Regions from separate parts of the Homo sapiens genome. Here regions 1 and 2 are each linked to region 3. Evidence: chromatin contacts called from ENCODE Hi-C or POLR2A ChIA-PET data. All regions are on one chromosome and are shown on one strand. The core of a region is the stretch at or near the end of the contact, and the rest is flanking DNA. Distances in the headings are between cores, read along the strand shown. Region 1 overlaps ZNF827 (zinc finger protein 827). Region 2 overlaps C4orf51 (chromosome 4 open reading frame 51). Region 3 overlaps ZNF827 (zinc finger protein 827).

The links. A loop is a pair of places that touch in the nucleus more often than their neighbours do. ChIA-PET counts read pairs that join two places held with the same protein, here RNA polymerase II (POLR2A). Pooled maps may share reads with other maps.
Region 1: a loop to region 3 is called in a map with no recorded cell type, with 5 times the contacts of the local background. The contact joins two enhancer-like sites. A Hi-C loop is called at or near these places in 3 of 168 maps with a recorded cell type or tissue (PC-3, endothelial cell of umbilical vein and naive thymus-derived CD4-positive, alpha-beta T cell), 20 of 37 single-sample maps with no recorded cell type and 13 of 50 pooled maps. POLR2A ChIA-PET finds 5 or more read pairs at or near these places in 4 of 52 experiments (OCI-LY7, activated CD4-positive, alpha-beta memory T cell, activated T-cell and 1 more).
Region 2: a pooled map shows a loop between it and region 3 (2.3-fold over the local background). The contact joins two enhancer-like sites. A Hi-C loop is called at or near these places in 8 of 168 maps with a recorded cell type or tissue (PC-3, cardiac septum, endothelial cell of umbilical vein and 4 more), 5 of 37 single-sample maps with no recorded cell type and 14 of 50 pooled maps. POLR2A ChIA-PET finds 5 or more read pairs at or near these places in 4 of 52 experiments (PC-3, PC-9, Panc1 and 1 more).

The regions. Positions count from the first base shown.
Region 1 is chr4:145,806,805-145,809,897 of GRCh38, forward strand. The region is part of intron 8 of ZNF827 (zinc finger protein 827); the gene reads right to left. Among named protein-coding and RNA genes, the nearest start is that of C4orf51, 130 kb to the left of the region's middle. RefSeq lists enhancers at 533-752, 1,180-2,379, 1,609-1,798. Within about 2 kb of position 1,612, at least 10 of the 41 ENCODE cell types and tissues checked have a DNase peak (open chromatin) inside an H3K27ac peak, as active enhancers do.
Region 2 is chr4:145,719,966-145,723,016 of GRCh38, forward strand. All of the region lies in intron 2 of C4orf51 (chromosome 4 open reading frame 51), which reads left to right. Among named protein-coding and RNA genes, the nearest start is that of C4orf51, 41 kb to the left of the region's middle. RefSeq lists enhancers at 146-345, 986-1,035. Within about 2 kb of position 1,699, at least 3 of the 41 ENCODE cell types and tissues checked have a DNase peak (open chromatin) inside an H3K27ac peak, as active enhancers do; they include gastrocnemius medialis, where a contact is called at or near this core.
Region 3 is chr4:145,772,314-145,775,413 of GRCh38, forward strand. ZNF827 (zinc finger protein 827) reads right to left here. Exons shown (of 15, transcript NM_001306215.2): 11 at 2,193-2,359. It also overlaps a transcript of C4orf51 not described here. Among named protein-coding and RNA genes, the nearest start is that of C4orf51, 94 kb to the left of the region's middle. Within about 2 kb of position 1,463, at least 7 of the 41 ENCODE cell types and tissues checked have a DNase peak (open chromatin) inside an H3K27ac peak, as active enhancers do; they include gastrocnemius medialis, where a contact is called at or near this core.

The DNA.
Region 1 (3,093 bases), core at 362-2,861, 35 kb after region 3:
TACTTATGAGACCAATGATGCAATGAGACAGTACAACAGACTGTCCCATTGAACACTCTATTTTCAACAACCAAGATAGAGAAAATGGCGTGCAGTTCTTCTATCACACCTGGTGCCCTAAGATTAATTTAATTCATGAATCTCCCTTGCAAGGTTAAAAATAAGTAACCACCCTCAAACTTCAATCATTCCTTGAGTAAGCTTCGTGAACCTCCAAATGGAAATGACTGTGATCATAGTCGTATTTCATACAAGGATTTCACATCTTTATTAATAACTTACAGGATGTGTAACTTTAACGTTTCTGAAATGACTCTGCCAAAATTTGTTGGAATTTCACCTTCTGGGGAGTCTTTTCCTGACCACTGTTGTTTACACAAGATTGTTGTACAAGATGTTTAGCAGTCTCTGACAAAGACCTATCCTGTGTATAACCATAATTATTAAGCTTACGGCCTATTAACTCAGAGCACCATGAATCTTACCTTTGTTCCTTAACATCTTACTCCCTCTAAACATTTAATTTTTCTTTATAGAAGTGTTTCATGCTCATTATAGAAAACTAGAAGAAGAGAGACAAGGTGGTGGTAGGGGGAAACAAAACTAAAACCCTCAATCAGAGTTCCCATCATCACCCAAAGATAACTTTCATTTTTCTTTTTCATGTCCCAGTGCTTTTTTTTTTTGAGACATAGTCTCGCTCTGTCGCCCAGGCTGGAGTGCAGTGGCGCCATCTCAGCTCACTGCAACCAACGCCTCCTGGGTTCAAGCAGTTCTCTGCCTCAGCCTCCCAAATAGCTGGGATTACAGGCGCCCACCACCACGCCCAGCTAATTTTTGTATTTTTAGTAGAGATGGGGTTTCACCATCTTGGCCAGGCTGGTCTTGAACTCCTGACCTCGTGATTCGCCCGCCTTGGCCTCCCAAAGTGCTGGGATTACAGGCGTGAGCCACTGTGCCAGGCTGCTTTAAAAAAAAAAAACAAAAAACAAAAACAAAAAAAAAACAAAAAACAAAAAACATTAATTACTATGAAAGGCATGGCAAGTCTTAGTATGACACCAGTGATGATATTTTTAAAATAACACATTTTCGAGTGATAAAAGTAACAGTTGGGAGATAGACCAGAGTGCTTTAAAAATTAACATTTTCATAAAAATGAAAAACAATTTGACCAAAAATTGTGTCAGAAATAACTTTCACATACCGAAAGCTTGCCTACATGTTAAAAGCATTTGCAAGAGTACACATTTTTTTTTTTTTCCTGAGTAAACTTTCCCCTTGTTTTTCTGTGGGTGCAAGTGACTATACAGTACATAGAAAATTAGTGAGCAAAAAAAAAATAATTAGGATGAGTCACCTTACCTTTTAAGTCATCTTGCCACAAAATGGTTACCTACAATCCACATAACCAATTAATTCCTGCCTCCATACTCTAACAAAGACAGCCAGAATTTGGATCTAATCTTTTTTTATAAATCATTCTACCTCCAGGCTATCCCACTCCCTCATTATCCTGTTTCCTGGCCTCTTTCCCATTCCTATAATACAGCTGATTTCCCTGATAACCTCAGCACAGGCCCCTTTCCCAGGACCCTCCCCCATCATGAATCTTTCAAGCCTAATTCCATTGAAGTTAAAAAAGAAGCAACTCATTTGAGTGACTCATTCCTAGATACTTAGGGCGGAGAAACTAGATTCTGCAGCTGGATGAGTCATTTTGACTGGAAAGCCCCGATAGGAAAGAGGTTCTGTAGAGTGCATACAACAGAGGATGGGGAAATTATGAAGGTAGTAGGTACAGATAAACGCAGAACATTCAAATAGTGTTCCTTAGTCTGAAGCACTTTGATACCTTAAAGAGGAGTTCTACTTTGCAAATACCACTTTACAAGATTTTTTCCCAACATTTTCATTGAAAATATCTCCATTTACTTTAGCTGCTTTTAGGTCTACCATTTTTCTGGAGTCACAGTTATGTATTTGCTTGTTTTTTAATTTTATTTTTTAGAGGCAGTGTCTCTCTGACACCAAGGCTGGAGTGCAGTGGCTTGATCTTATTAATAGCTCACTGCAGCCTTGAACTCCTGGCCTCAAGCAATCCTCCTGCTTCAGCCTCCCAAGTAGCTGGGACTACAGGTATACACGACCATACATGGCTAATTTTTAAATTTTTTGCAGAGGCGGGGTCTTGCTACATTGCCCAGGCTGGTCTTGAACTCCTGGCCTCAAACAATCCTCCTGCCTTGGCTTCCCAAAGCATTGGGATTACAAGTGTGAGCCACTGTGCCCAGCCTAGCGTCATATTTAAATGTGGTTCTGCCAAAGTGGATTTTGTCCAAAGCTCCAGGAATATCCTCATGATAGAAACTTCCAGAGAGAGTTGGTGTCAAGCATTCAGTATGAGAATAGTATGAAAAGATATTTTCTCCTTTGTTCAAAATGAAACTAACTTATTGGTGTTTTCTGATTGAAACCACCTTTGCAAAGATGATGACAGTGAGAGAAGTCCAGCATGGCTGACTCCATTCTTGCTTCTGGCCTCACAGACTGGCTGCCTTTGCTTTTTCCTGGGCCTAGGGCAGGCTAACCATGGGGAGAATTTAGTTTATAATTTAACTTTGAAACAATGATGATAATAGTCCCTCCCTAAAACTAATGCCCTTCTGGCTCACAGACTGAAAACTAATAAAAGTCCACAAGACTAGGATTATGAGAAGGGTCTGAATTCTAAAATGAAGGTGTAGTTTCTATAATCCCTTACTGCTCAGGAGTCACGTGGCCAGAGGTCACAAGATGTGTCTTCCCCAGTTGCTTCTATAGATAACATCACTATTGTAGCATCTAAGATTGGTCTTTTGAGATGTTTTTCAGACAGCATTCTGGCAACTGACTGACCCCACCCAGACCCATGACTCAACCAGTCCTGTGGCCCCCATCCAGAGGTGGACTCAGCACATGAGGACCATTTTCTATACCCCTATGATTTCATCTCCAACCAATCAGCAGCACCCATTCCCTAGCCCCCTGCCCACCAAATTATCCATAAAAAACCTGGGCTCTGAGTTCCTGGGGAGACTCATCTGAGTGATA
Region 2 (3,051 bases), core at 449-2,948, 52 kb before region 3:
AATGTGAGTATCTCGTGGCTTCCGAGCTTGGTTGGTTTTGTTTTGATCATGCCTCAGAGGTGTGCCCCCTTGTTCTGTGGTTGGATCATTTCCAAAGCTTATTGATCCTGGAGGTTGTGGCCCCAGAATGAAGGTGGCAACAGGTGGATTAGGGCATGCCTGAATAGAGGGAGGCTTTTTCCATGGGTCTTCTGGTCTGTCTAAGAAAGGCACTCTACACTGGCCCTGGGAGGCGAACATAAAGGAGCAATGGGCACCTCCCCCAGCTTTCCTGGGAGAGACTCACAGCTCCCCAGCCAAGGCTTTCTCACACCCAGGCCAGCTTTTCCCAGCAGAGGAAACTTCCCTCTCCAAGGCCTCCTCTGTTCTGAAGTCCAGAAATGGGGCCAACAGGAAGACTCTCACTTCTCACTTCTCCTCAGCTATACGGGGAGATACCCAGGAGTGAAAACCCCCCACCTACACTCCCCCAAAGGAGCCCTAGGTCTTACTGTGATTAAGACTCTCCTTCTGTGAGTGACTCCACACAATATTCCACCTGTCGGCTGAGCTGTTGCTAGCTGAGGTGCTGCACTTTTTACCCCACCACATATTCCCCGGGAGTGTTCTTCTTGCTCTTCCTCCACTCATCTCCCCACACTGATTGCCTAGCAGAGACTGATTTTAGCACTTCCTTCCTGGTACAAGGCCTTACAGGTCATTCTGCTGAGGGGAGAAAAGGACTCCGAAGGGCTTTGGTGTGATTGTCTTCATTGTTTTCCCCTAGGGTCACCCTTATTTGGCTTCCATTTTCAACAAAGGAAAGATGCCCCTGTGGGACAGTGGAGGGGTCAGGGGTCAGACAGGCAGGCTGCTCCCTCACCTAATCACTGCTCTCACCCTCCTTCCCCATTTCTCTATGGACCTTGATAGCCACAGCTGCCCAAGGTTTGCAACAAAGGGAACTAGATGACTGAAAACAAGCCTCACTCACCACGGCGTGAGCTGTCATGGCAGAGGGACCTTTTAACTTCATGACTTAGATTGTTTTTTGGCTAATTTGTATGCCTTGCTGTGAGAAGTGAATACATTTCTTTTAAACTACAGGAAGAAAAAAGATGGCCAGGTGTGGTGGCTCACACCTGTAATTCCAGCACTTTGGGAGGCTGAGGTGGGCGGATCACAAGGTCAGGAGTTTGAGACCAGCCTGGCCAATATGGTGAAACCCCGTCTCTACTAAAAATACAAAAATTAGCCAGGTGTGGTGGTGGGCGCCTATAGTTCCAACTACTCAGAAGGCTGAGGCCAGAGAATACCTTGAACCTGGGAGGTGGAGCTTGCAGTGAGCTGAGATTGCACCACTGCACTCCAGCCTGGGCGACAGAGTGAGACTCTGTCTCAAAAAAAAAAAAAAAAAAGATCACACTGGCCACCAATATGTCTAGGTAGAGTGATAAACACTTTGCCTGGAATTGAGGGCCTCACCACACTAAACATGACAGCTACGCTGTGTGACTGCCAGCACACCCCAGAGAATCCCGGGATGGGCCTCTGGACTCAGAAAATATCAATGTCCCTTCTAGGTGGTGGGAATTTTGTTTTGTTTTCCTCTCTCTATTTTAAATTAGAAAACAGACTAAGAAATGGTTAAATGTGTTTGCCGGAAGATATTCAAGTGTAAGGCAACAGTTTCCAAATTCCCTGCAGAGACTGGGCACAAGGGAACATTGGCAGCCAAGCCTGTTATTAAGAAGGTCACAAGATGCCATCTGTTACTGTGTGCACTTTACTGTTCAAGCATAACATCAACTAGGAGGTGGCTGCAATTGATTTTGCCTGTGAACTTAAAAGATAGAGATATGGTGGACACCATAGTGATTTTAGTAGACTTATATGAACAAACCATGTGTCTGCCTATGAGATGGGCGGGAGTTACGTGGGGAGAAAATTAGGGAAAAGGTGAAGCATTATTTTTAATTCTGTCCTTGGTTATAGCTATAGCTCAAATGTAATTTGGGATGCTCCTTGGTGATTTTCCTTTTTTTGTGTGTGTGCCTGGTTTTAGCCGTTTACAAAATATAATAGAACTGCCTTCTTTATAATTACCAAGTTAAGGCAGATAAATGGGGGAGGGCACGAATAAAAAGACAGATAAATGGACTGCCTTATTCTTTTGTTCCCAAAGAATAAAGAATTAAAAATTCTTTTAAAGAATTTCTAAAATCCACAAGCAAGTTAAAATGGCACAATCAATACCCACCTGCCCTCTCCTAGATTCACCAATTGTTAATATTTTGCCACATTTCCTAACATTTGCTTTATCTAAATCTCTCTATACTGATGCCTATATATACTTATTTGCTGGAATGTTGAGAGTAAAATTAAAATATCATAACAGTATATCCTAAATACTTCTGCATGAGTCTCCTATGGATAAGAATGTTCTCTTACATAACCACAACATTGTTATCACACTCAAAAAAAGTCTGACATTTTCTTAAAGTCAGCTGATCAGAAAAAAAGAAATTTAACATTGCTAGAATAATTTGTATCTAATATATAGACCATTGAATGACTTATTCTTAAAAATCTGTCATGAAAGAGATTTGCTCTCTAATCTATCCCAATGGTTAACACATCTCTCTTTAAGACAATGATACCTTATATTTTTGAGACACTTTGAAAAATCTGATGAAAGCTCTGGGACCTATCTTCAGAAAAATATTCATAAAAATTGTACCAGTCCATGGCCTGTTAGGAAGTGGGCTGTACAGCAGGGGGTGTACAGTGGGGAGCAAGCAATGCTTCATCTGCATTTATGGCCACTCCCCATGGTTGGCACTACTGCCTGAGCTCCGCCTCCTGTCAGATCAGTGGTAGCATGAGATTCTCCTAGGAGCACAAACCCTATTGTGAACTGAGCATGCAAAGGATCTGGGCTGCATGCTCCTTATGAGAATCTAATGCCTGATGATCTGTCACTGTCTCCTATCACCCCCAGATGAGACCATCTAATTACAGGAAAACAAGCTAGGGCCCGCACTGATTCTAAATTACGGTGAGTTGTATAAT
Region 3 (3,100 bases), core at 213-2,712:
ATATGTCATATAACATATATATTGCTTTATACCCTAACTTTGCAATAGTCCAACTTACTAATTTACAGATTTAGATTGATCTATTTTGGGTCAAACTGAAACATCTCAAAACTATACTAAATACAGGAAACCCTTGCTGTGAGACCATTAGCTTATAATGGGGGTCAGCAAACTACAGTCCTTGGGCTCAAATGAGCCTCCTGTTTTTATAAATAAAGTTTTATTGGAACATGGCCATGCCCACTCATTTGCATATTGTCTACGACTACTTTCAAGTTTCAACAGCCGAGTTGAGTAGTAGTGACAGAAACTGTATGACCTGAAAGCCTAAAATATTTACTATTTGCCCCTTTGAAAAAAGCTTGCAGGACCCTGGCTTATAAAATAGGTTTTAACCTTATTCTTAGAGCAGCAGCATTAAAGGCTCCTACTGAATTAAAAAAGAAACTTCTTTAATGCATTTCACTCTTGGGTGACTGTACTAACAAACAAGAATATTCTTTCCTGCTAGACAATGAGCCCTGAATCCTGCTACATCAGAGAGAACAAGATCTTTGCTTCATTCCCTGTGGTAATTACGAGGTATGTGTTTGCACTGGTTAGTTGTGAAGTTTCCACTCACGACAATTAAATGATGACAAGTCCAGCTTCTGCCTAGCCATATGGTTTCTATGGTTTCTATGGTGGTATGGGTGTGGAGGGGGCTTTGGAGCAGGATGGGAGGGAGGAAGGTTTTCAACTGGGTTCAGGTATACTTTGGAGTAAAGAGGGTTAGAACAAAGGTTAACAGAAAGGAGAAAAAAAAGACTATCTGAAAAGCCAGTGGTAATGGAAAAGAGTTTGGCCTTTTCCTCCATTAGCCACTCCAGAAATGCTGAATTTAATTTGTCTTCAACATGGGTTTCCCAGCTCACCTGCTGCCCACAGGCTAATGTGGTTACAGTCAGACAACTGACTGTAAAAATGGCACCTTCTCACTTGGCATAACGGCTCTCTGCAGACCTCCAAGTCATAGCTGCTCAATTTACTGACAAAAACAAGCTTTTATTACTGTTGGCACCACTGAGCCAAAGTGGCCAGAGAAACACAGAGAGATCCTCCTCTGCTGTGTACATCGTCAGCACAACTGTCAGGGAAATTCCCCTTCCCGAATCCTTCAAGTGCTGATGATGTGAGGGGCTGACCCAACACCCAGGGCTGGCAATCAGCAACATCAGCTCTTAATTTGTAAGCCCCGCAAATGCAGACGGAGCTCCTCCTCATTCTCACTTAATGACTCCTTGCTGGTATCATTTGTAACCATCACTTGTGAGAGTATAATTGCATGGTGAAGTCAGAATGTTAACATCAATAAATGGAAGAAGTTAACCAGAATGGCAAGAAGCTTAAATAACAGGCGAGCACTGGTGAAGCCTTGGCCATGGCCTAGACAGTGATGGGTTTGTTTCAGGAGAATCTGGTTTTCTTTGGCCGCGAACACACATGCCATGCGTCATTAAGGAGAGCGTCAGGGCTGCAGTTTCACTGGAGAGGAACAGAGCCTACAGAAGTAGGTGTGTAGTGCCCTGGCATGGGAAAACAGAAAGGTTCAAAGCTCTGCCAAGTGTTTCTCGGGGCTGTCAGAACAGCAATGATACAGAGAGCAAGCTCTGGAATGAAAACTGTTCTGGGCTGAGTTTCAGTAGTCACTGAAACTAGTGACTACTGAACTAGTGACTGAAACTAGTGACCACAGCAACCCCTAGTTGCTGACCTTGGATGGAATATCTCACCTCTGTTAAGCCTGTTTCTTCACCTGTACTGTACAGTGTGATAATAATAGTATTCACTTAGAGGGTTGCTATGGGGCTTAAATGAGAGCCAGTGTGCAAAGGCATAAGACTGGGGCATTGAAAGACTGTCACATATGGTGATGAGGAAGAGGATCAGGATGAGCAACAAGCAAAGAGCTCGGCACCTCTCAACCACATCTGAACTTGGGAGTCTTTCAGAGCAGTGAGGCACAAGGCATGCCAGGAAACAGTATTATGACTACAGGGAAATGTGGCTTTCATGCCTTGGGAAAGTCCTTCCTTCCATGGAAGGAAAAGGGCAATGTCTCAGGGCAGTGGGGATGCTTCGGCCAGGTGGCAGGTGCTCTGGGGTGCAGGGGATGGAGAAGGAGTGTGAGAAGGACAGACAGGAATGGTCACCTGTGTGCTTGGTGCCAATGTGAGTCTTTATCTCTGCTTCCTCCATGGTGACGAAGTCGCAGGCAGTGCAGCAGATCGAAAACATCCACTGCTCCTTGTCCACGTGGAGTGACATGTGGCTGACAAACTGGACATTGAGCTCGGTCTCAAATCCACACACGTGACAACTACATGAAAGGGTAAAAGAAAAGAGGGGGAGAGAAAAGGGTGACACATACTTCTAAATGTAGGCTGTCCATTTATACACAGTACACTCAAGAAAACTGGAATTTGAAACACATTTGTCTCTCCACCAAAAGGTTTTGCATTAGAAAATTCTTCTGCTTTCTGGGATGCCTCTAAAGTAGTCACTGTGCCAAAGAGACTAAGGGCCAGCATCATGTAACAATCACATATGTGTTATAATGATGCTAAATAATCATAAAGTTAATTTAAAACTATGGATTCCAGATGCTGCACATCACCTAATTGATTTCCTTTGGGCAAAGAGATGTGGGGTAGCATTGCCAAGGTATTTAGTGGTGCCGGTCCACTGATAAACTCGGAGAGCACCTCATAGTCCAGGAACCTCTCTCTGGCTCTGGAAACCTTCCCTAGTAGCAATGAAAGCACCTACAGTTTGTTGTATGGCACTCCAAGCAAGAGGCTACTCTATCCGGGACAACTTCTGATAGAAGCCACCCACTGCTAGAGACATTTCCTGCAAAAGCAAGTTTCCACCAATCAGTATGGCAACTCTCTAGGACAAGATTTGACAGCCAGAAACTTGGGGGTTTTATGGCAATCAAACCAATATTGATTCATGATTGAATACAGAAATGAAACATAAAATCCACATACTAAAGTGTGATACAACCATGGGGAAATACGTAACGCCTTCTGGGCTAGTTCTCTGGGGTTCTCAGATT